Linked DNA regions of Homo sapiens: region 2 is linked to region 1. A link is a loop called in an ENCODE intact Hi-C map of the cell type or tissue named here. Cell type or tissue: GM12878. All regions are shown on one strand. Links, peaks and the distances in the headings refer to the core of each region. The heading gives the core; the rest is flanking DNA.

Region 1 (11,522 bases), core at 1,837-9,836:
GGTCATTGCAGTTTAGTTGATGTGTAATATTTTGGGCAGATTTGAATGCTTATATTGTGAGTGATTTAAATATAATTTTTGTTTTCAATGGCAGTGTAATTTTTAAAATTAGGTTCTCTGAAACTGCAGAGCAATGTAATTTTTAACTTTACTAAATTCAATTCAATATTACAAGAGATCAATTTCTAAAATAAAAACTTTTAATAATTTCCTCTTTAGCATTTAAGAAATGTTATTCTCCAAAATGTCCATGAACATACTTACTAAGACATCTTTCTTAATAAAGAGACATTTAATTTCATAAGCTCATGTGTATTCTTCATTTTATAGGTCAAAGAAATTGTCTGTTCCAGCCTCAGTGGTGTCGAGGATAATGGGAAGAGGAGGATGCAACATCACTGCAATACAGGATGTTACTGGTGCCCATATTGATGTGGATAAACAAAAAGATAAGAATGGCGAGAGAATGATCACAATAAGGTAATTGTGCAAAATGTATACTGCTAGTTCTGAGTAGAAATTATAAGAAGCATACCTTTGTCAGGTATGGTATAATTAAGAACTTTATTTGATGGTTAAGATTACCTTTTTTTTTTTTTTTAATGTTTTTGGTCTTGTTTCTGTTTTTTTTTTTCCCTTAGGGGTGGCACAGAATCAACAAGATATGCAGTTCAACTAATCAATGCACTCATTCAAGATCCTGCTAAGGAACTGGAAGACTTGATTCCTAAAAATCATATCAGAACACCTGCCAGCACCAAATCAATTCATGCTAACTTCTCATCTGGAGTAGGTACCACAGCAGCTTCCAGTAAAAATGCATTTCCTTTGGGTGCTCCAACTCTTGTAACTTCACAGGCAACAACGTTATCTACGTTCCAGCCCGCTAATAAACTTAATAAGAATGTTCCAACAAATGTACGTTCTTCTTTCCCAGTTTCTCTACCCTTAGCTTATCCTCACCCTCATTTTGCCCTGCTGGCTGCTCAAACTATGCAACAGATTCGGCATCCTCGCTTACCCATGGCCCAGTTTGGAGGAACCTTCTCACCTTCTCCTAACACATGGGGACCATTCCCAGTGAGACCTGTGAATCCTGGCAACACAAATAGCTCTCCAAAGCATAATAACACAAGCCGTCTACCTAACCAGAACGGGACTGTTTTACCCTCAGAGTCTGCTGGACTAGCTACTGCCAGTTGTCCTATCACTGTCTCTTCTGTAGTTGCTGCCAGTCAGCAACTGTGTGTCACTAATACCCGGACTCCTTCATCAGTCAGAAAGCAGTTGTTTGCCTGTGTGCCTAAGACAAGTCCTCCAGCAACAGTGATTTCTTCTGTGACAAGCACTTGTAGTTCCCTGCCTTCTGTCTCCTCTGCACCTATCACTAGCGGGCAAGCTCCCACCACATTTCTACCTGCAAGTACTTCTCAAGCACAGCTTTCTTCACAAAAGATGGAGTCTTTCTCTGCTGTGCCACCCACCAAAGAGAAAGTGTCCACACAGGACCAGCCCATGGCAAACCTATGTACCCCATCTTCAACTGCAAACAGTTGCAGTAGCTCTGCCAGCAACACCCCGGGAGCTCCAGAAACTCACCCATCCAGTAGTCCCACTCCTACTTCCAGTAACACACAAGAGGAGGCACAGCCATCCAGTGTGTCTGATTTAAGTCCTATGTCAATGCCTTTTGCATCTAACTCAGAACCTGCTCCATTGACTTTGACATCACCCAGAATGGTTGCTGCTGATAATCAGGACACCAGTAATTTACCTCAGTTAGCTGTACCAGCACCTCGAGTTTCTCATCGAATGCAGCCCAGAGGTTCTTTTTACTCCATGGTACCAAATGCAACTATTCACCAGGATCCCCAGTCTATTTTTGTTACGAATCCAGTTACTTTAACACCACCTCAAGGCCCACCAGCTGCAGTGCAGCTTTCTTCAGCTGTGAACATTATGAATGGTTCTCAGATGCACATAAACCCAGCAAATAAGTCTTTGCCACCTACATTTGGCCCAGCCACACTTTTCAATCACTTCAGCAGTCTTTTTGATAGTAGTCAGGTGCCAGCTAACCAGGGCTGGGGAGATGGTCCACTGTCCTCACGAGTTGCTACAGATGCCTCTTTCACTGTTCAGTCAGCGTTCCTGGGTAACTCAGTGCTTGGACACTTGGAAAACATGCACCCTGATAACTCAAAGGCACCTGGCTTCAGACCACCTTCCCAGCGAGTTTCTACTAGTCCAGTTGGTAAGTTATTAACTATTGCTGCAGTTGAGTTTGGAGCTCCTATGGCCTAATCTCACCTTAAGTGGACAAAAAAAGTAGCAAGAGGTAAATCAGTCACATATAATGAGCTGCTTTAGATTCTCTCTATGATTTTTCTGTCCCTCATAGTAAGGAAGTTATACCATAGTGTAAGTCCATTTTCTTGGAATTGGTGTCTATTCATATTAATAAAAAAAACTCCAGGGATGTTTCAAGGATTCCAAATTTACAGACTTAAAAAAAAAATCATAGTGATTGTTTGCATTTCTTAGATTTAAAAAATTGAAGTTGCAAAGGTGTTTAGGCACAAGTTCATAATTTACATTGTTTAATAGTACTCTTGTTTATTTTAGGTATAGCTATTTGTTTTTTATGTATTTTATTTTTTATTTTTATTATTTTATTTTATTTTTTTGAGACAGGGTCTCACTCTATCACCCAGGCTGGAGTGCAGTGGCCCAGTCTCAGCTCACTGTAACCTCCGCCTCCTAGGCTCAAGCATTTCTCGTTCCTCATCTTCTCAAGTAGCTGGGACTACAGGCATGCGCCACCATGCCCGGCTAATTTTTTGTATTTTTAGTAGAGACGGGGTTTTGCCGTGTTACCCAGGCTGGTCTCGAACTCCTGTGCTCAGGCAATATCCGCCTGCCTTGGCCTTCTAAAATGCCAGGATTACAGGTGTGAGCCACCGTGCCCAGCCTAGATACAGCTATTTGAAGAGACCCAGTCATTTATAGGCTCTTACTTTTGAAAGACCAGTGTAGATTTAGCTGTTGCTTCTTTGAAATTATAAATTAGCTGCCGAGGCATTATGAGAAATATATAGACAGATCTGAGGTCAGTTTTGGCTTGGAGATATTTGGAGAACCAGAATCTATTTTCTATGGTTTAAGAGCCAAATTTTAGTCTAATCTGCACTGTTCTGAAAAACAAATTAAAAATGTGGCCGACCCAGAATATGGCACTATTGCCTCTTAGCATTTCTCTTCCAGTTGGAAAACTGCCCCATATTCCATGCTACTTTGTTGCTAATTATAAACTGACCTATGTTGTTTAAAATTATTTGTGAGTTATGAATATGGCGTAGCCCTAGCTTTCATTTCAGATATGTTTCCATTTACTTGTCTTTTCAGGAAAACATAGCTGTTATATTGTATTTCAAATAGAAATAGAAGCCTGCATATGACTATCTATGGTCCAAAATATTCTCTAAATTTTTTCCATTCCTCTCTGTAAATAGGCATCTATTACAACTTTTCATTTGGGGAAAGTAATATAGACTTTGAGAAGCCCCAGGGTGAAAGAAGAGCTCATTTCCAGTACCCAGGATGTGATAGGAAGCATTAATCCTTGACCTTCCTTCTAGGGCCTAGGATTAATAATCTTGGCCCCATTTCTTAACTGCTTGTATGGTTTCTTTTGTTGATGCTCTTTTCACGGATATAGTTTACTTTCCTAGTTTTCAGGTAAGAAGTAGTAATACCGACTGAGCGTGGTGGTTCATGCCTGTAATCCCAGCACTTTGGGAAGCTGAGGCGAGTGGTTTACATGAGGTCAGGAGTTTGAGACAAGCCTGGCCAACATGGTGAAACTCCATCTCTACTAAAAATATAAAAAATAGCCAGGCATGATGGTGCAGGTCTGTAGTCCCAGCTACTTGGGAGGCTGAGGCACAGGAATCACTTGAACCCAGAAGATGGAGGTTGCAGTAAGCCGAAATCATGCCACAGCACTCCAAGCCTGAACAAAAGAGCGAGACTGTCAGGAAAAAAAAAAAGTAGTAATACTTAAGAAGATGGGAAAAGATAGAGAGAAACTGAAACCATCATACATGGTAGGTAGGAATGTAAAATGGTACATCTGCTTTGGAAAAACAGTTTCACAGTTCCTCAGAAAGTTAGACGTTAAGAGTGATCATATGATCCCATTATTCTACTCCTAGGGAAGATATATGTCTATAGAAAAACTGGCACACCAATGTTCATAGCAACATTATTCATAATAGCCAAAATGTAGAAACAACCGAACGTTCATTAACTGACAAGCAGATAAACAAAATGTGGTATATCTATAGAATGTAATATTTTGTATTTGGTATAAAAAGAAATAAAGGGCCAGGCGCGGTGGCTCACGCCTATAATCCCAGCACTTTGGGAGGCCGAGGTGGTTGGATCATGAGATCAGAAGTTCGAGACCAGCCTGGCCAACATGGTAAAACCCTGTCTCTACTAAAATACAAAACATTAGCTGGGTGTGGTGGTGCACTCCTGTAGTCCCAGCTACTCAGGAGGCCGAGGCAGGGGAATCACTTGAACACAGGAGGTGGAGGTTGCAGTGAGCTGAGATCGCGCCACTGCACTCCAGCCTGGTGACAGAGCGAGACTCTGTCTTAAAAAAAAAAAAAAAAAAGAAGTACTGATTCATGCTATAACATGGATGAACTTTGAAAACATTTTACTAAATGAAAGAAGCCAGTCACAAAAGACCAGATATTTATTTTATGATTCCATTTATGTGAAACATCCAGATTAGCAAATCCATAGAGACAGAAAGTAGATTAGTGGTTACCTAGGATGAAGGGGTGATTGGAGGGTGGGTGATAGCTTAGGGGTGCAGAATTTCTTTTTCTTTTTTTTCTTGAGACAGGGCCTCACTCTGTTGCCCAGGCTGGAGTGTAGTGGCGTGATCATGGCTCACTGCAGCCTCAACCTCCTGGGCTTCAAGCAATTATTCTACCTTGGCATCCCAAAGAGATAGGATTGCGGGTGTGAGCCACCATGCCCAGCTTCAGAGTTTCTTTTTAGGATAACAGAAATGTTCTAAAATTGATGTGGTCATGAATGCACAATTCTGTGAATATACAAAAAGCTACTGAATAGTATAACTTTAAATGAGTAAATTGTATGGTTTGTGAATTAAATCTCAGTAAAGCTATTAAAAAGTACATTTATGTGGCATCTACATTTAGGTCCCCAAAATGCACATCATGATCTTTAAAAGCTATCATGATTAGCTGGGCATGGTGGCTCACGCCTGTGCTGGGAGGCTGAGTTGGGTGGATCACTTGAAGTCAGGAGTTCAAGACCAGCCTGGCCAACATGGGGAAACCCCCGTCTCTACCAAACATACCGAATTTAGCCAGGCATGGTGGTGGGTGCCTGTAATCCCAGCTACTCAGTAGGCTGAGGCAGGTGAATCGCTTGAACCTGGGAGGCAGAGGTTTCAGTGAGCTGAGATTGTGCCACTATACTCAGCCTGGGTAATAGAGCAAGACTCTGTCTCCAAAAAAAAAAAAAGCTATCATGATCTTTACAAAAGACTGACAGATTTCACTGTAAAAATATTGACAGTGGCCAGGTGTGGTGGCTCACACCTGTAATTTGAGTACTTTGGAAGGCCAAGTCAGGAGGATCACTTGAACCCAGGAGTTCGAGACCACCCTAGGCAGCATAGTGGGACCCTGTCTTGATAAAAAATAAATTTCAAAGTTAGCTCAGTGTGGGACCGGGCACGGTGGCTCACGCCTGTAATCCCAGCACTTTGGGAGGCCGAGGCGGGCAGATCACGAGGTCAGGAGATCGAGACCATCCTGGTTAACACGGTGAAACCCCATCTCTACTAAAAATATAAAAAAATTAGCCAGGCGTGGTCGCAGGCACCTGTGGTCGCAGCTACTTGGGAGGCTGAGGCAGGAGAATGGCGTGAACCCGGGAGGCGGAGCTTGCAGTGAGCCGAGATCGCGCCACTGGACTCCAGCCTCGGCAACAGAGCGAGACACCCTCTCAAGAAAAATAAATAAATAAAAATAAATTAGCTCAGTGTGGTGGTACACGCTTGTAGTCCCAGCTACTCAGCGGGGCTAGGCAGGAGGATTGCTTGAGCCCAGAGGTCGAGGCTGCAGTGAGCCATGATCACACCACTGCTGCACTCTAGCCTGAGTGAGAGAGCAAGACCCTGTCTCAAAAAAAAAAAAAAAAAAAAAAAACAAGAAGTTATTATAGAAATGATTCATTTCAATAAAAAAAGAAAGAAATGATTCATTTCCTACTTACAGACTTTTTAAAGCCACATTCAGTATTCTCACTACCTCTAGGTTTTGCTAACATCTACTTTGGTTAGCACTAGAAAATTTAATTTTTTTTGTCAGGAAAGCACAGTAATAAATTGCCTACTGTTGCCTACCACAATAATGAAAGTCTGAAATAAGTAGGAAATGCATTAAGTTACCCACATGTCCAGAGTAGGCAAATCTATAGAGACAGAAAGATTAGTGATTGCTTAGAAATGGAAATATGAGGCTGGGTGCCGTGGCTCACACCTGTAACCCCAGCACTTTGGGAGGCCGAGGCGGGTGGATCATGAGGTCAGGAGATCGAGACCATCCTGGCCAACATGGGGAAACCCCGTTTCTACTAAAAATACAAAAAATTAGCCGGGCGTGATGGCAGATGCCTGTAGTCCCAGCTACTTGGGAGGCTGAGGCAGAAGAATGGCATGAACCCGGGAGGCGGAGCTTGCAGTGAGCTGAGATCGTGCCACTGCACTCCAGCCTGGGTGACAGAGCAAGACTCCGTCTCAAAAAAAAAAAAAAAGAAATGGAAATATGAGGGTGAGGACCCAGTGAATGACAGGTAATGAGTATGGAGTTTCTTTTAAGGGAGACAAAAATGTTCTAACATTGATTGTGGTGATGGTTGCACAATCCTGTGAGTATACTAAAATCCAATGAATTATATACTTTAAATGGGTGAATTATATGGTATGTGAATTACATCTCGAAGTCATTTTTTTTAAATGATGGGGAAATCAAAGTCTGAAAATAAGACCTGCTTAAAAGAAATTTTGACAGTCGATGTTGATATTAACTACTTTTTCCTGAAATAATAAACCATAATCCTTTTCCAGACCTTCATCCTCTTTTCCTAATACATTTTCCAGAGAAAGCAATGGAATTTGAGAAGATGGCTAAGTTCAGATTTATACAAACTAGATAGAAACTTTGATAATAGTTTGCAACTGTTGATATTTTCTATCAGATAGAATACTGAAATTATCCTCAGTAGTAGGCTTTTCCTCTTTGTGAGGAAGGAAACATTGGTAGATTTTGTTACTTATCTTCTATAGAAAATGACTATAGTTATACAGATGAAAAGCTGTACTTTGACTACAAAAGGGAATGCAGGAGTTATTGTTGGGTGCTACTTAGTTACAGCATACTCCCATTTCATATCCCCTCCAGTTAAAAGCTTTGAGATTCATCTAGAACATTACTCCAGGTGACTGACACTCTTAAACATTGAGCCCATTTTCCTGTATCTAGTGCTGTTTGGCGATATTCTTCTGGACTGTAAGGAAAAAATGGATTTGGCCATACAGTATCACATAGATGGATTGTTTTTGCTGTGGTCTATGAAAATGAGCCACATGCTATCTTTTATTTATTTGTTTGGTTATTTTTACAGCTTATCTCACTTTGGTGGAAGTCTTCTTGGGCTTTCAATTTTAAAGTTTTAGCTAATTGGATGTCTTGGACCTGTTTTATTTCAGGGTTACCATCCATTGACCCATCAGGCAGCTCCCCATCTTCCTCTTCTGCTCCTCTGGCAAGTTTTTCCGGCATACCAGGAACAAGGGTTTTCCTGCAAGGGCCAGCTCCTGTTGGGACTCCTAGTTTCAACAGACAACATTTTTCTCCCCATCCTTGGACAAGCGCCTCAAACTCATGTAGGAATCCTGGAGGAACTCTTCCCAAAGAGTTTTGAATAAGTTATTAAATCATTTATTTCAGTTACAACACCATGTTGTAACTTTAGTAAACTAAGTGGTATACAGATGCCCAAGGTTTGTTCTGTGGTCATGTGAAAAAATTGTCAGTCATTTTTAGCATAGAAAACTTGAGAATTATTCTTTCAAGCCAAAAATGTTTTACAGTAGAACTTGGATCAAGAAAAGAGGTACTAGGCTGGGTGCAGTGGCTGACACCTGTAATCCCAGCACTTTGGGAGGCCTAGGCAAGAGGATCGCTTGAGCCCAGCAGTTGGAGACCAGCCTGGGCAACAGCAAGACCCTGTCTCTATTAAAAAAAAAAAAAAAAAAAAAAGTACCGCAAGTAGTTTTACAAAAGGACCCTTTGGAAGCAGTGTTGTAAAATTATTTCTTAAATCTGGAAAGAAGTTGAATTTTTGTATATGGTCAGTTTGGTGTGATTTCTCATGTATTTTTACATTTTATGAAACTATTGCCTTTTATAAGTTAAAATATTCCTTTGTTCTATTGATTGATTGATTGATTGATTGAGATAGAGTGTCTCGCTCTGTTGCCCTGGCTGGAGTGCAGTGGCACGATCTTGGTTCACTCCACCTTCTGCCTCCCAGGCTCAAGCGATTCTCCTGCCTCAGCCTTCCGAGCAGCTGGGATTACAGGTGCCTGCCACCACGCCTGGCTAATTTTTATATGTTTAGTAGAGACAGGGTTTCACCATGTTGGCCAGGCTGGTCTCAAACTCCTAACCTTGGGTGGTCCACCTGCCTCAGCCTCCCAAAGTGCTGGGATTACAGGCGTGAGCCACCTGCCTGACCCCTTTGTTCTATTTATTTCAATGTTTAGAACAGATGAAGTATGTGGAATTGAACGGAATTGGATTTTTATTTTATTTTAATGAGCATCATGAGGTAGTCAGTGAGTATTGGCTTTTTTGACAAGGAAAATTACCCAAATCACCCAAGAGTTCCATTAAGAAACAAAGCTGTGAATCAAAATCGTACAATGCTTTGCTAACATTTGACCTTATTTCCTTATAGAAACAAAAAGGGCTGTAGAAAGGGAAAAAAGAAAAGACTAACAAGTATAGAGGGTCACCAGATGTTTTCTAGAAAATATGCTAGGTACTGTGCAAATATTGCCACATTTTAGTTAATTTTCAAATGTGGCTGGGCGTGGTGGCTCACGTCTGTAATCCCAGCACTTTGGGAGGCTGAGACGGGCAGATCACCTGAGGTTGGGAGTTTGAGACCAGCCTGACCAACATGGAGAAACCCGTCTCTACTAAAAATACAAAATTACCAGGTGAGGTGGTGCATGCCTGTAATCCTAGCTACCCGGGAGGCTGAGGCAGGAGAATCGCTTGAACCCAGAAGGCAAAGGTTGCAGTGAGCCAAGATCACGCCATTGTACTCCAGCCTGGGCAACAAGAGCGGAATTCCGTCTCAAAAAAAAAAAAAAAAGTGACAGTAATGTTTTGAGCAGATTATTTAGAGCTAGAATAAAAACAAATGTGGCCTGCTTCCTTTCTAGCATTGTTTAGTTCAATTGGGAAAACATTTTTTAGACTGTTGTATACTTATTATAGGCAGAAATCGTGTAGGATAATGTCTATAGAAATTATGTTTTATTTGAATGTTCTTTTAAAATGAAAATTTTCTTTACAGAACTTATGTTGTGGAATAGATCTTTCCAACAAGGTTTCTCATATTCTTATAGTTTTTTATATGTAATAAAACAATAGAGAAATATTTTGCCACCAGGTGACTCTCCTATTCCATCTGTTTCTTCGGGATCATCTTCACCTCTTTCAGCCACTTCTGCCCCACCAACGTTGGGCCAACCAAAAGGAGTCAGTGCCAGTCAAGATCGAAAGATACCTCCCCCAATTGGAACAGAGAGACTGGCCCGAATTCGGCAAGGAGGGTCTGTTGCACAAGCCCCGGCGGGGACCAGTTTTGTCGCTCCCGTTGGACACAGTGGAATCTGGTCATTTGGTGTCAATGCTGTGTCAGGTACAATTGCCTTGCTCTCTCTCTGGAGGGATATCTTAAGTAAGCTGTAGGTTTGCCATTAAAACTTAGTTCCTTAGAAAAAACAAACAAAAAAAACTTAGTTCCTATGTTTAACACTCAATTAGGGAAGGGTGTTTATATCTTTGAGGAGTTCAGTCCAATTTCAGAGTCTGGAATATTGGTTGAGGTAATACATAGAGTTAATCAGAAACAAAAGATTCAAAGTGTGTGTCCTTTCTCTCTTAAATAATCATTTGAGTTCTTTCAGAGAGTACTTAATCTTTTAAAAGACAGGGTAAAGTGGAGTATTCAGAGGACTTTACCTAGTTTTTCAGGAACTGGTTTTTTTTGGCTAGCAAGACTGTGATAAATACGCTTTGAGCTCTTCAGAGGAAAGATTTCAGTAACATTTGGTCATGTTTGGTAATAACAATGGTAATGTTTTGTTGTTTTATCCAAATAAATTTAAAACTTTGTTTTCAATTATTCTTTCCAGAAGGCTTATCAGGTTGGTCGCAATCTGTGATGGGGAACCATCCAATGCATCAACAATTATCAGACCCAAGCACATTCTCCCAACATCAGCCAATGGAGAGAGATGATTCTGGAATGGTAGCCCCCTCTAACATTTTTCATCAGCCTATGGCAAGTGGTTTTGTGGATTTTTCTAAAGTGAGTTGACAAACATCACTGTAACTTGATTGACACTTTGTCAGCCAATGTAGTCACATTAAGGAATACCTTGTATTGAAATAATGCTCCCTTTTGTTTCTGTGGCTTTGCTAGATCTTTTGCTTAATTTCAGGAGTGCACAGAGTTGTCCACAGTAGTTTGTCCTGAAGATGTCCCCATCCCCCGAAAACACCTGAGGGATTTGGGTTTTGCCACTTTGTGCTCTGCTACTACAGCTTTGAGGGAGGCCTCTACCCCTCTTAAAAGCTGGCCATGAGTTCACTGATGCTTTCTTGTCTGCTCTGACAGCTTTATGTCGGCAATCAATTATGTAGAGTTCCCATTTTCTTCTTAGCTCAAGCTTATTCATGAAACTAAAATATGGGAAAGTTGAGGTTATTTTTATCAAATATGAGAAATTTCCTGATGATTTCATATTGGATTTAGTTTCTTTCTCTCTCTTGTTTTTTGTTGAAAAGCTTTGCAGATGCAGATAAACATTTTGTTTTCTCAACACTGCCATACTGTACTTATAGGATCTTTTGGAGTTCTTTAAATGAGGAATATTAGAGAAGTCTAAGCTGGTATTATGGGATTTATAGTAATTTTATAATTTATAGTAATTTTAAGATTAAATCTTTTTTCCTGCTGTTTTAGGGTCTGCCAATTTCCATGTATGGAGGCACCATAATACCCTCTCATCCTCAGCTTGCTGATGTTCCAGGAGGCCCTCTGTTTAATGGACTTCACAATCCAGATCCTGCTTGGAACCCTATGATAAAAGTTATCCAAAATTCAACTGA
Region 2 (11,522 bases), core at 1,680-9,679, 280 kb before region 1:
GGGTAAAAACTCCAGGGCTGGGAAGCAAATGGGGCTCAGGGTGATGCAGAAAATGTGATGTTGCCAGGCCATCCAAATAAAGCATCCATCGGGGCAGAGGAGAAGCTGTTTCCCTGCAGACACTCCTCTGCCCCCACCAGGAATGGGAGGGGCAGGAGGAAGAGCTTCCCAGAGAGGCTCCCTACTGGGCCCTTCGTGCCATCAGCATCTCCCGGATGTTGTCCTCAGCTTCCTTAACGCTTCGCTCCAGGTAGGACTTTTTCTGCTGCAATATGAGAGACAGACAAAGGTTAGGACCAGAGTGAATGGGCCGGGCTGGAAGACACAGCTTTGATGTCCAATGGTTATGGCTTTTCCTTTGTGACAGGCAACTTTCAGGAGTATACTGCAAGCCAGGTACACACACCTGCCCACAGTGCTCCCCTCACCTCCGAACCATGGGTGATCACGGGCAGGCAGCAGGGAGAAGATGGCTTTGGTAGAAGCAAAAGTGCTCTGTGGAGGACAGGCAGTAGCACTCTTCCCCCAGAAGGAAGAAGACTCTAAAAAACAGGCGTCTCAGTACATGAAGTTATCCCAGACAGACAAAGGCCAGGAAATTCCAGGACAAAGCTCCTGTCCGTAACAGACTATCTCCTCTCAAGGTTTTCCATGGCCTGGGCCAGGCGTCTGTAGCCACTGCAGCTATAAAATGGATGGTGCACGCTCTGCCCTGTCCAGCAGGAATATGGGCTGCTGTGAGGGCTGTGGGGCTGTCTCGCATCGCACTGAGTGGGTGAGTCAGAAGGCAATCTGCTTTTCTAATGAGACTGCTGCCTGCCAGGAATCTGGGACACTAAAACACTGAGGAAAGCAGACCTTTTGGAGGCTTACCTTCTACTCCATCTGGGTCCTAAATTAAAAATCTCGGCTTAGACAAAGAACTTTCACTACTTTCAGGAGCCAAGATTTCAAAGATTAGTCAAAGGAAATGATGTCTGTACATTATTTGCCCTGTGCTCACCCCAGAAGTATGGTGGTTTTACCAGTGGTCCTTGCCCCGAGGACATAGTTGTGGCTGTATTCCCAGTTAACAGACATGAAATGAAGCCTCCGTTTTAGAGGAATACTATTCATGTCCTGAGGGAATACTCAAAATTATCACCTCCCAGGGCATATGTGACTGAGCCACACTGGAACCAGTAATACAGTCACCAGGCAGCCCAGGCCCTTCTCTCACCTCCACCCCCTTCACCCAAGCACCTGTTGATTCTGTTCCACCCATTAAAGTGCCCACAGGACTCAGGGAAGCAGGGAGAGTTTAGGGCAGAGGACAAGTGAGCTCTCTGTCCAATTAATTAGTTGTTTGTATGTTTTATTTATTTTTGAGACAAGGTCTCAGCTCAGAGTGCAATGGTGCAATCACGGTTCACTGTAGCCTCTACCTCCCACCTCAGCCCAAGTAGCTGGGACTCTAGGTGCACTGGGACTATAGATGTGTACCACCATGCCCGGCTAATTTTTTTTTTTTTTTTGTAGAAATGAGAAACTTCAATTTTTTATTTTTTGTATTGCCCAGGCTGATCTCAAACTCCTGGACCCAAGCGATCCTCCCTCCTCGGTCTCCCAAAGTGCTGGCATTACAGGCGTGAGCCACCGCGCTTAGCTATTTATTAAATGATACATATAGAGGCTTTTTCCTACAGAAGCCAAATGTGGCATACACAAATCTTTATCAGTTCTTCCGTGAACCTCTGATTCCTGTCTGTCCTCTCCTTGCTTCAAATTTCCTTAAGGCTAGAAAGAACCCTCTTTACTCATCTCCCATCTGTCCTAAGTTGCAGAGAATTCCTTGGAACACAACAGGAGCTCCATAAAAACTCATGGCCAGACACAGTGGCTCATGCCTATAATCCCAACACTTTGGGAGGCCAAGGCGGGCAGATCACCTGAGGCCAGGAGTTTAAGACCAGCCTGGCCAACATGGCAAAACCCTGTCTCTACAAAAAAATTAGACAGGTGTGGTGGGGGCACCTGTAATCCCAGCTACTTAGGGGCTGAGGCAGGAGAATCACTTGAACCCAGGAGGCGGAGGCTGCAGTGAGCCAAGGCCATGCCATCGCACTCCAGCCTGGGCAACAAGAGCAAAACTCCAACTCATGGTGACCATGATAACCATTCAATCCAATGCCTGCAAATGCATACTGCTGCTAAGGAATTTTAATTACATTGCTAAACCAAATACAGTCCTATCACTGTGATATCAGAGTGGGAATTTAAACTTCCTTTGATAAACAACTCTTTTTTTTTTTTTTGAGACGGAATCTCGCACTGTTGCCCAGGCTGGAGTGCAATGGCGCCATCTCGGCTCACTGCAACCTCCGCCTCCCGGGTTCACACGATTCTCCCGCCTCAGCCTCCCAAGTAGTTGGGATTACAGGCACACACCACCACGCTGGCTAATTTTTTCTATTTTTAGTAGAGATGGGGTTTCACTGTGTTAGCCAAGCTGGTCTCAAACTCCTGACCTCGTGATCTGCCCGCCTCGGCCTCCCAAAGTGTTGGGATTACAGGGGTGAGCCACCGTGCCAGGCCGATAAACAACTCTTAGACTTTAACTGTGGTGAGCTGAAAAAAGGCAAATACTAGTAAGCCCTGACACACACTAAAGAATGTATGTCCACTGGGTGTCACAAAGAGGGGAGCAATAGCTCGGTGCCATACACCACCTGGGCACCCTGTGGACCCCATGTGAATGCAGGGGAAAGGCGAATGGAATAAGCCCACTTCTCCTCCTACAAAAGTCCGCCAGGGCCCAGGGACTCTGGTCTGTTGCATTCAATCTCTGCCAACTTGCTGCCACAGCTGGCAAAACCATCAACTTGGAACATCAGCAAGAGCTCTTCTGCCCTCCCACCCAGACTCCCCAGCCAAACTCAGGCTATACCTCTCAGCTTTAAAAATTCCTTCTTCTGTAAAATCTCTGCTTTCTAACACTTTGATGAATTTTACCACTGCATATCCTAAAGTCTTCAGGTTTCCAAACAATGATGCAAATTAACATATCTATCTATATTTTTGTTTTGTTTCTAGAAATGGGGTCTTGTTATATTGCCCAGGCTGGCCTCAAACTCCTGGGCTCCAGCAATCCTCTTGCCTTAGAGGCATGTGCCACGATACTGCCTTCATCTTTAAATTTTTAATTAGTTTAAATAAACGTAGTAGACATTTCTTAAAAGAAAAAATTCCAACAGGACAGGACATCCCTAACATAGTGGACCTTTCTAACTGTATTTCAATAATTCCTGTCTCAGTCCCCAAGCATATTTAAGCCCAGAAGACTCTCATCATAATCAAACCCAGAACAAGGCACCTGTTGTGGGTTGAACTGAATTTGACAAAAAGATATGCTGAAGTTCTAATCTCTGGTAATTTGGAAAGAGGATCTTTGCAGATGTAACTAAGTTAAGATGAGATCATATTATATTAGGGTGGGCCCTGAATCCAATCATTAGTGTCCAAACAAGATGCTGTGAAGACCAATTCGTGGTAGCTTCAAATACAAGTAGAAAACCAAGTAGAAAACCAACACAATACCTGAAATGAGGGATGCCCCCAGACACCAATTCTACCACAATTATTTGGGGATAAGTATGATCCTAGCTTATAAAGTTTTAAGGGCAGTTACCCAGGCCTCTGCAATTCAGTATGGTCAGAGGCGTGGCAGGATTGGTCCTGTGAGTGCAGAAGAACCTTGGGAGGCCTCTGTCTCCACGGGTGTCTTAGTCTGTTTGTGTTGCTCTAAAGGAATACCTGAGGCTGGGTAATTTATGAAGAAAAGAGGTTTGTTTGGCCCACAGGTCTGCAGGCTATACAAGCATGGTGCAGCATCTGCTTCTGGAGAGGGTTTCTGGCTGCTTGCATTCGTGGTGGAAGGCGAAGGGGAGCCACCTGTACAGAAATCATGTGGCCAGAGAGGAAATGAGAGAGGAGGTGCCAGGCTCTTTTCAACAGCCAGTCAGTGAAGAAACAAAGCATGAGAACTCACTCCCATGAGAATGGTACCAAGCCATACACAAGAAACCCGCCCCCATAATCCAAACATCTCCCACCAGGCCCCACCTTCAACACTGGGGATCAAATTTTTTTGCGGGGGTTGGGGGGGTCTGGGGGTACCAAATTTCAACATGAGACCTGCCAGGGGGCAAAGAAACCCTATGCACACCACAGCAGGGGCATCCTTCATTTCCAGTGCGGTGCTGTGCTCTTGGGTAAGGGCACTAACCCCATTTAAAGGGCTCTGCCCTCATGACCTACTCATCTCCCAAATGGCCACACCTCCTAACACCATCATCTCAGGAGTTAGGATTTCAACAAAGACTTTAGGGAGAAACAACTATTCACACCACAGTACTTTTCAACTTCCAAGAAGCCATGCATGCATGGTCTTGGTTTCAGCTAAATCTCCGACCTCACCTCCAACAACTCTTCCCCGTCACTCCTTCAGCTCCAGTCACACAGGCCTCCCATGCTGCTCCTCCAATCCACCAGGTATGTTCCTGCCTGGCCTTTGCCCTTCGCTGTGCTCTCCATGTAGAAGTTCTCTTCCCCAGATATTCACATTACTCATCCCCTCACTTCCTTCAGGGCTTTCTCAAATGTTACCTTATCTGCGAGGCCTTCTTGAGTACATGCTGCCCAATACTCCCTATTCTCCTCACCTTGACTCTTCTCCAGAGCTCTTTCCACCACAGGAAGGAGAAACTGTCTGGCTTCCCTTATGAGACGGAAAGGTCCACAAGGGCAGGACTTTGTTCTGTCACCTGATACGGTCCTACCGTCTAGAAGAATGGCTGGCACATAATAGGAATTTAATGTTTGTTGAATAAAGTGCTTTAGTGTGGGAAATGACGCCTTACTGATGTACACACACTTTTTAGTTTTCCCTCCCAACTTGAATAATCAAGGAACGCCCAACAGAAGAAGCAAAGGCAGAAAATGACCATTTTCCTTCAAGGTGGTTTTCAGCTTTCGGCATTGCCCTCTCACCCCCTGCCCCTGGATATACACAGATTTAAAACTCCAACCTATCACTACAAACAATGTCAAGTATTTGAGGTAATGAATATGTTAACTAGCTTGATTTAATTATTCTACATTATATTCTTTTTATTTTTTTTTGAAACAGGGTCTTGCTCTGTTGCCTAAGGTAGAGTGCAATGGCATGATCTAGGCTCACTGCAAACTCTGCCTCCCAGGTTTAAGCAATTCTCCCATCTCAGCCTCCCGAGTAGCTGAGGATTACAGGTGAGTACCACCACACCCAGCTAATTTTTCTATCTTTAGTAGAGACGGGGTTTCACCATGTTGGCCAGGCTGGTCTCGAACTCCTGGCCTCAAATGATCCACCTGCCTCAGCCTCCCAAAGTGCTGGGATTACAGATGTGAACTACTGCACCCAGCCCACATTATATTTATAAATCATAATACTTTTACCCCATAAATCTATACAATTATGAATTACTGATTTATAATAAAATAAATAAATAATAAAACTCAAACGTTACAGATCCCAGTGGGGGCTTTGGATCTGGCCTTGCTTCCACAAACAGAACACGCCCTAACAGGCCTTAATGCTTTATCAGGTCAACTTGCAAAACTAAAAAACAAACCACCCCAATTTCCCATGTCCTGGACTCTGAAATCCTTGAGGAACTGCTCTATCCGATGTCAGCCTCAGGGCTGCTAGGAGTGACATTTGAAATCCACACTTACTACCAGCAGTCCTGGGAGGGCATCTGCTGATCTCACTGTAGCATCTTTCTGTCTTGCCGAGCAATTTCCCTCAGAATGCTTTCACAAGGGAAGTCTCTAGTGGCATCAAACCACAAAGCTCTGGGTGCAGCGACATTCTTGTGGGCCCTTGCCGTGATGACAAACTCTGAGATTTCCTGTGGGGCTCAGCATGGCCAGGGAAATGACATTGTTGGAGTTATTGCTCATCGGCCTGAGGTTCTTTTTTCCAGGAGTCAGACTGAGGGGCTGGTGTTTCATTCTCATCCTCTTACCAAGGAAAGAGGCTCCAGTCCCTAGAACTTTTCTGACATGACACAATCTCTCAAATAGACTCCTGAGGTAATACATCTTGTGACGCTATCACTACAGACTTTTTTCTTTTCTTAGGAACTTTGTCTCCAGCTCTCCTTCTCTAAATTAGTTTTTTTTTTCTTTCTTTCTTTCTTTCCTGTTTATCCTGCCTTGGGGTATTGAAAAGAGTTTTCTCCTCTCTGTCCCTCTATTTTCCCATTTGTAAGATGAGGATTTGGGCAATACCAGTGCATCCCTCCACCCCCACCCCACTCCCATTTCTACTTTAGCCACACGACACTTTCTTCACATGAACTCTTGCCTTAAAGACTAAACAAACAAAACAGGTTAAATGGAGCTCAGAGGAGAGGGGAGACATACTATGGATGTATACGGATATGTACTTTTATCTGAATAAAAATAGCCCTGCTGGCTCATCTCCTGCCCTCCAATCCAGGCATCGGAGGCAACACACAAGGCAGACTTAGGTTCCCTTCTGTTCCTGATATTCTGTGAGAGCTAAGTCCTCAGAGACCCTCTGCTGGGAGTCACGGTTTCTGACCCTGAGTGTGACCTGCCTTGGTCACATACTTCTCTCTTGTGTAAAATCCACAGCTTCCAGCTCCTGGACACCACCACCAACTTCAAGCTCTACTATTAATCAAAAAAACTGAAGGCAATGGCCATCTTTTCGCTGTCTCTACCATGACTTCCAAATTAAAAACCCAAAGCCTCACTAATTCTCGTGTTCGCTCACTGGCAGATCTGTAAAATGGTCAGAGGGTACCAACTGCCCACAATGGGGATGTTTGGCAAGAGGCCAAGAACTCACTGAGGGCTGAAGAAGCATGTTTTGATGGGGGACAAGGTTGGTAGAAGGCAGGGGAAACAAGACAAAAACAGAAAAAAAGGCAACAAGAGGACACAATCAGAGAAGGCAGGATGGAAAATGGGACAGCATGGCCACGGCTGCAGCAGGCAGGGGCAGGGCAGAGCCCTGAGGGCACATGTGCCCTGAGCCGCCAGCCTGGATGGGTGAGGAGGGCCAACAGAGGCAGGCAAAACCCCACACCTGAGAGACAGGTCTAAGCGGTCCACGGATATGCCCACTTGTAAACTCATCTGGGTGCATCCACTTCACCAGAGGACACAGCTAGGCGATATGGTAACCACTGAGCTACACCGCTGGGAGACAAATCAAAGAAAGATAAAGCAATCTTAGGCATGGAGCAGGAGAATAAAGAGAAATCTCGGAAGGAGTTACTGTCCCTGCATCTTCTAGATACTACTTTAGAAATATCCTTCAGAAAAGAAAGACAGAAAAGACCCTTCAGAGGTCTTTCTGCTGAAGGACAGGGACAAAAGACTTGCTTCAGCTAAGCGCTGACCTGTTTTCCTCCCAGGTGTGCTTTTACCTGCCGACAGACTGACACTGCTACCATATGGGGTCAGACTCCCAAACCCCACCTATGATCACATGCTGGCTAGCACCCCCAATTCAGTCTGCCAAGACGAACCCGAACCCCTACACCACTCAAGCACTTTACAGCAGATATACACGAGGGGAAAAAATTCTTCTTCAAACAACAGTGTTTAGCTGCTCGGTCCCCCTGAGGTTTAGGTGAGTTCTACCTACTGCTGCCCTCCCTAACACATCAGCTTCATGTGAGTCCCAGAGAAAGCCCAGCCTACCAGATAACCTGGGAATGACCAGATAGAAAGCTCAGAGTGAAGCACAGAGCCAGGAGCGGCAACTGTCCTAATGCAATATGGTGCTGATCAAGCCTCAGCCAAAGAATCACTACCATCTGCAGGCACCAGGTGTAAAAGGGATGATGACAAGCCAGCAAATCACGTCAAGTGATGGGGTCAAGCGATGGGCAGCTGAAGTCGGTGGGGACTTTTGGTTCAGAGAAGATTAAGGGAAGAAGGAATCTATCACTACCTTAACTATAGAAAGCAATGGCTCTCCAAGTGCAGTCCTCTCCCAGCAGCATCGGGATCACCTGCGAACTTATTAGAAGGGCATATTCTTATGCCTCGACCCAGACCAACTGAACCAGAAACCCTGGGGATGGACTACAGCAATCTGTGTTTTCACAATCCCTCCCGGGTGGCTGTGACCCACACTGAAGTTTGAGACTCAAACTTTTTGTTCTAAATCAGGAGTCAGCAAACTTTTTCTATAAAGGGCCAGATAATAAATATTTCAGGCTTTCACTGTGGGGTTATCTCTGTTACAACTACTCAGCTCTGCCATTGTAGCACAAAAGCAGTCAGACAATGTGTAAACAAATGGGTGTGGTGCAGATGAATGGGCACGGCTATGTTTCGAAAGCACAGAAACAGGCAGTGGGCTGGACGGGGCAGGCGGTGGTTTGCCAGTGTCTGTTCCTTAAAAAGATGGGGCTTTAAAGGGTAGGACTGAGTCCAGCAGTTAGAGATTTTTAACTTTCACTGAAAGCTGCCTAATAAAAGCCTACATTTCCATCTGTCCATCCTTCCATCCACTCATTCAGCTCACTGCCAAACCATTTCCCCTCCTTTATCCTTCATAAACCCTGGTCCTTGAAGTTCATGGCATCATGCTTAGCCACCGGACTCCCCCCTCCTTGTTGCTTCAATCTTCCAGTATCCTGGGCACTATCCGTCATCATCAGTGGCTCCCTGTCTCCCTCTCCACCACAGCTGTACCATTCAAGGTGACTTCAACAAGAATGTAGATGACCCACCCAATACCACAGCCTCCTCTCTCCTCACAATTTTACAGTTATCCCACCTCAGCCACCTGGTCCATGGTCATGCCCTAGGTCTTGTCAACACTAGAAGCTGCACACCTCTGAAGTGTCCATTTCACCACCACTACCTCATATTCTTCCAGGTCACTTCTGATACTCTCGCTCCAGCATTTCTTCAACCTCGTCACGCAACAACTTGTTCATTTTCCATTATGCTTCCATGGGCTTTTCCCTTCCTACCCAGCTTTGCTTATATAGTCCATCATTTATATTTATTCTCCTTATATTTACCCTTTCACCTATGTCCCTCTCTCCCTCTGTTGCACTTACCTGGGAAAATGCCAACCCAGATTAAACTCAACCATCTACCCACTCCATGCCTCACCTGAGTGGCTGAATGTTGCTGGAGGAAAATGCTAAACTGTGCTGAATGGTCTCACTTTAAATTCAGAGCCATGAATCCCAAATGGGCACTATGGAAATTCTATTAAACCTCCTTTATATGTTCATTGTCTGCTCTCCAAAATAACTATTTCATGCTTTGTCTTGTCTCCTCAAATCGCCTATTCTCCCTCCTCTCAGCTGAGAAAATAAATCTCATAAGAACTCTATCTTCCCTCTACCAAATCTACTAATCGACCTACACCTGTATGTATAGTCTCTTCTTTCTCTACTGTTAAAATTGATAGCATCCCTGTACTGTGTTTTTAAAGGAATCAAAATACAACCCTGCACTTTGGAAGGCTGAGGTGGGAGGATCACTTGAGGGAAGGAGTTTGAGACCAGCTGGCCCTTGGGCTGTAATTTACAGAACCCTGGCCGAGAATATCACCCACCTATTAGTGAGACCCTATCTCTACAGCGAGACCCCCATCTCTACAAAAATAAAAAAATCAGCTGGGCATGGTGGTGCATGTCTGTAGCCCCAGCTACTCAGAAGGCTAAGGCAGGAGGATCACTTGAGTCCAGGAGGTTGAGACTGCATGCAGTGAGCCGTGATCATGCCACTGCACTCAAGCCTGGGTGACAGAGCAAGGCCCTGTCTCAAAACAAAACAAAAACACACACACAACCCTTCCACTTAGACAATGATTTCATCCCCACATACCTTCTCAGAAACTTCACTCTTACCATTAACCTTCCTTTCTTCTTAATCTTCTATTTCTTACTCTGCAAGATCCTTCTTGGTGAGGCAAACCATTAAAAAACCCTTTCTTTACCTCTCAGTCCCCTGAAAGTACTGCCTTTTTTCTGCAAAACTTCTTGAATCGGTTTTCTAAGGCAGCTGCCTCCCCTGTCTTCCCTCCTATCTGCTCCTCAGACCTCTCCAATCACACTTCTACCTCCTCTAATGAATTGGCTGTGATTCAAGTCCAATGATCTCTATGGGTGCTTCTCTGTCATCTTACTCAACCTCTCAACAGTGTTCAACACAGTTCTTGGAACACTTTCTCCTTCTAGCTTTCATGACACCACACTTCTATTCTCCTCCGACATAACTGGCTACTCTTTCTAAGTTCTCCTTTGCTGACTACCCCTCCTCTGCTCAGCTTCCGAATGCTGCATTTCCCAAGAAGCTGTCCTGGAACTCCTCCTCTTCTCCCCATCTGCACTCCCTCTTAGAAACTCTCATCTCGGCCAGGTGTGGTGGCTCACACCTGTAATCTCAGCACTTTGGGAAGCTGAGGCATGAGAATCGCTTGAACCCAGGAGGCAGATGTTGCAGTGAGCTGAGATCAAGCCACTGTACTCCAGCGTGGGTGACAGAGCAAGCCTCCATCTCAAACAACAACAACAACAACAAAACCAATACTCTCATCTCATAGCTTTAAACATTATATGACTCCTAATTTGTATCTCCAACCCTATATCCCCTTAATTCCAGATTTAACATATCCAATTATTTATAAAACATATCCTCTTTGATGTCAAACCCAGACTTTAATATGTTTAAAACAAACACAACTGATTTATGGTCACCCCCACCCCTACCCCTCCCTGACTTCCCCATCTCAGTGAATGGCACTCATCCAACTGCTCAATGTAAAAAACAAAAAATGACAAAAAAAAAAAAAAAAAAAAAAAAGCTATGTTTTTCAAGAATGACCCTACATGGCACATCCCTGATTTTTTTCTTTTCCTCAATCCCCACACCTTCCATCCAATCCATCGGCAAATCTTATTAGCTTACTTCCAAATATATTCCCAAACTCTACTCTTCTTTCTATCTAGCACCACTGCCCTCGTCCTAGTCCAAGCCTCCATCATCTCTTGCCTGGAGGTGTGTCGTGGACACTCTCACACTGAATCAAGTTAGCCTCTGCTCAAAAAACCTCTAATGGGCCAGGCGTGGTGGCTCACACCTGTAATCCCTGCACTTCGGGAGGTTGAGGCAGGTGGATCACCTGAGGTCAGGAGTTTTGAGACCAGCCTGGACAACATGATAAAAACCCTGTCTCTACTAAAAATAAAAAAAATTAGCTGGGCATGGTGGCACACGCCTGTAATCCCAGCTACTCAGGAGGCTGAGGCAGGAGAATCGCTTGAGCCCGGGAGGTGGAGGTTGCAGTGAGCCGAGATCACGCCACTGCACTCCAGCCTGGGCAACAAGAGCAAAACTCCATCTCAAAAAAAAAAAAAAAAGCCTCTAATGGTTTCACCTCACACTTAGAAAACAAGCCAGACTCTTTAACCAAGGTGCTCAGGCTCCACATGGCC

Evidence for each region. A loop is a pair of places that touch in the nucleus more often than their neighbours do. Peaks named below come from ENCODE experiments on the same cell type or tissue, not always from the same donor. Only the 100,000 strongest peaks of a DNase experiment are listed, where the experiment ranks them.
Region 2: a loop joins it to region 1, with 2.2 times the contacts of the local background. A loop is called at or near these places in 3 of 110 quality-filtered maps.

What each region holds. Positions count from the first base shown.
Region 1 is chr5:140,527,543-140,539,064 of GRCh38, forward strand. ANKHD1-EIF4EBP3 (ANKHD1-EIF4EBP3 readthrough) reads left to right here. Exons shown (of 36, transcript NM_020690.6): 28 at 331-480; 29 at 642-2,254; 30 at 7,820-7,996; 31 at 9,847-10,047; 32 at 10,544-10,719; 33 at 11,377-11,522. ANKHD1 (ankyrin repeat and KH domain containing 1) reads left to right here. Exons shown (of 34, transcript NM_017747.3): 28 at 331-480; 29 at 642-2,254; 30 at 7,820-7,996; 31 at 9,847-10,047; 32 at 10,544-10,719; 33 at 11,377-11,522. Among named protein-coding and RNA genes, the nearest start is that of EIF4EBP3, 14 kb to the right of the region's middle. RefSeq lists an enhancer at 6,018-6,077. In GM12878, for the core only: no CTCF peak of the experiment used is centred there; a DNase peak (open chromatin) is centred at 6,469; H3K4me3 peaks cover 1,472 bases; H3K27ac peaks cover 1,988 bases.
Region 2 is chr5:140,245,793-140,257,314 of GRCh38, forward strand. It overlaps PFDN1 (prefoldin subunit 1), which reads right to left. Exons shown (of 4, transcript NM_002622.5): 4 at 1-265. The coding sequence ends at 182. Among named protein-coding and RNA genes, the nearest start is that of PFDN1, 52 kb to the right of the region's middle. In GM12878, for the core only: no CTCF peak of the experiment used is centred there; a DNase peak (open chromatin) is centred at 5,879; H3K27ac peaks cover 423 bases.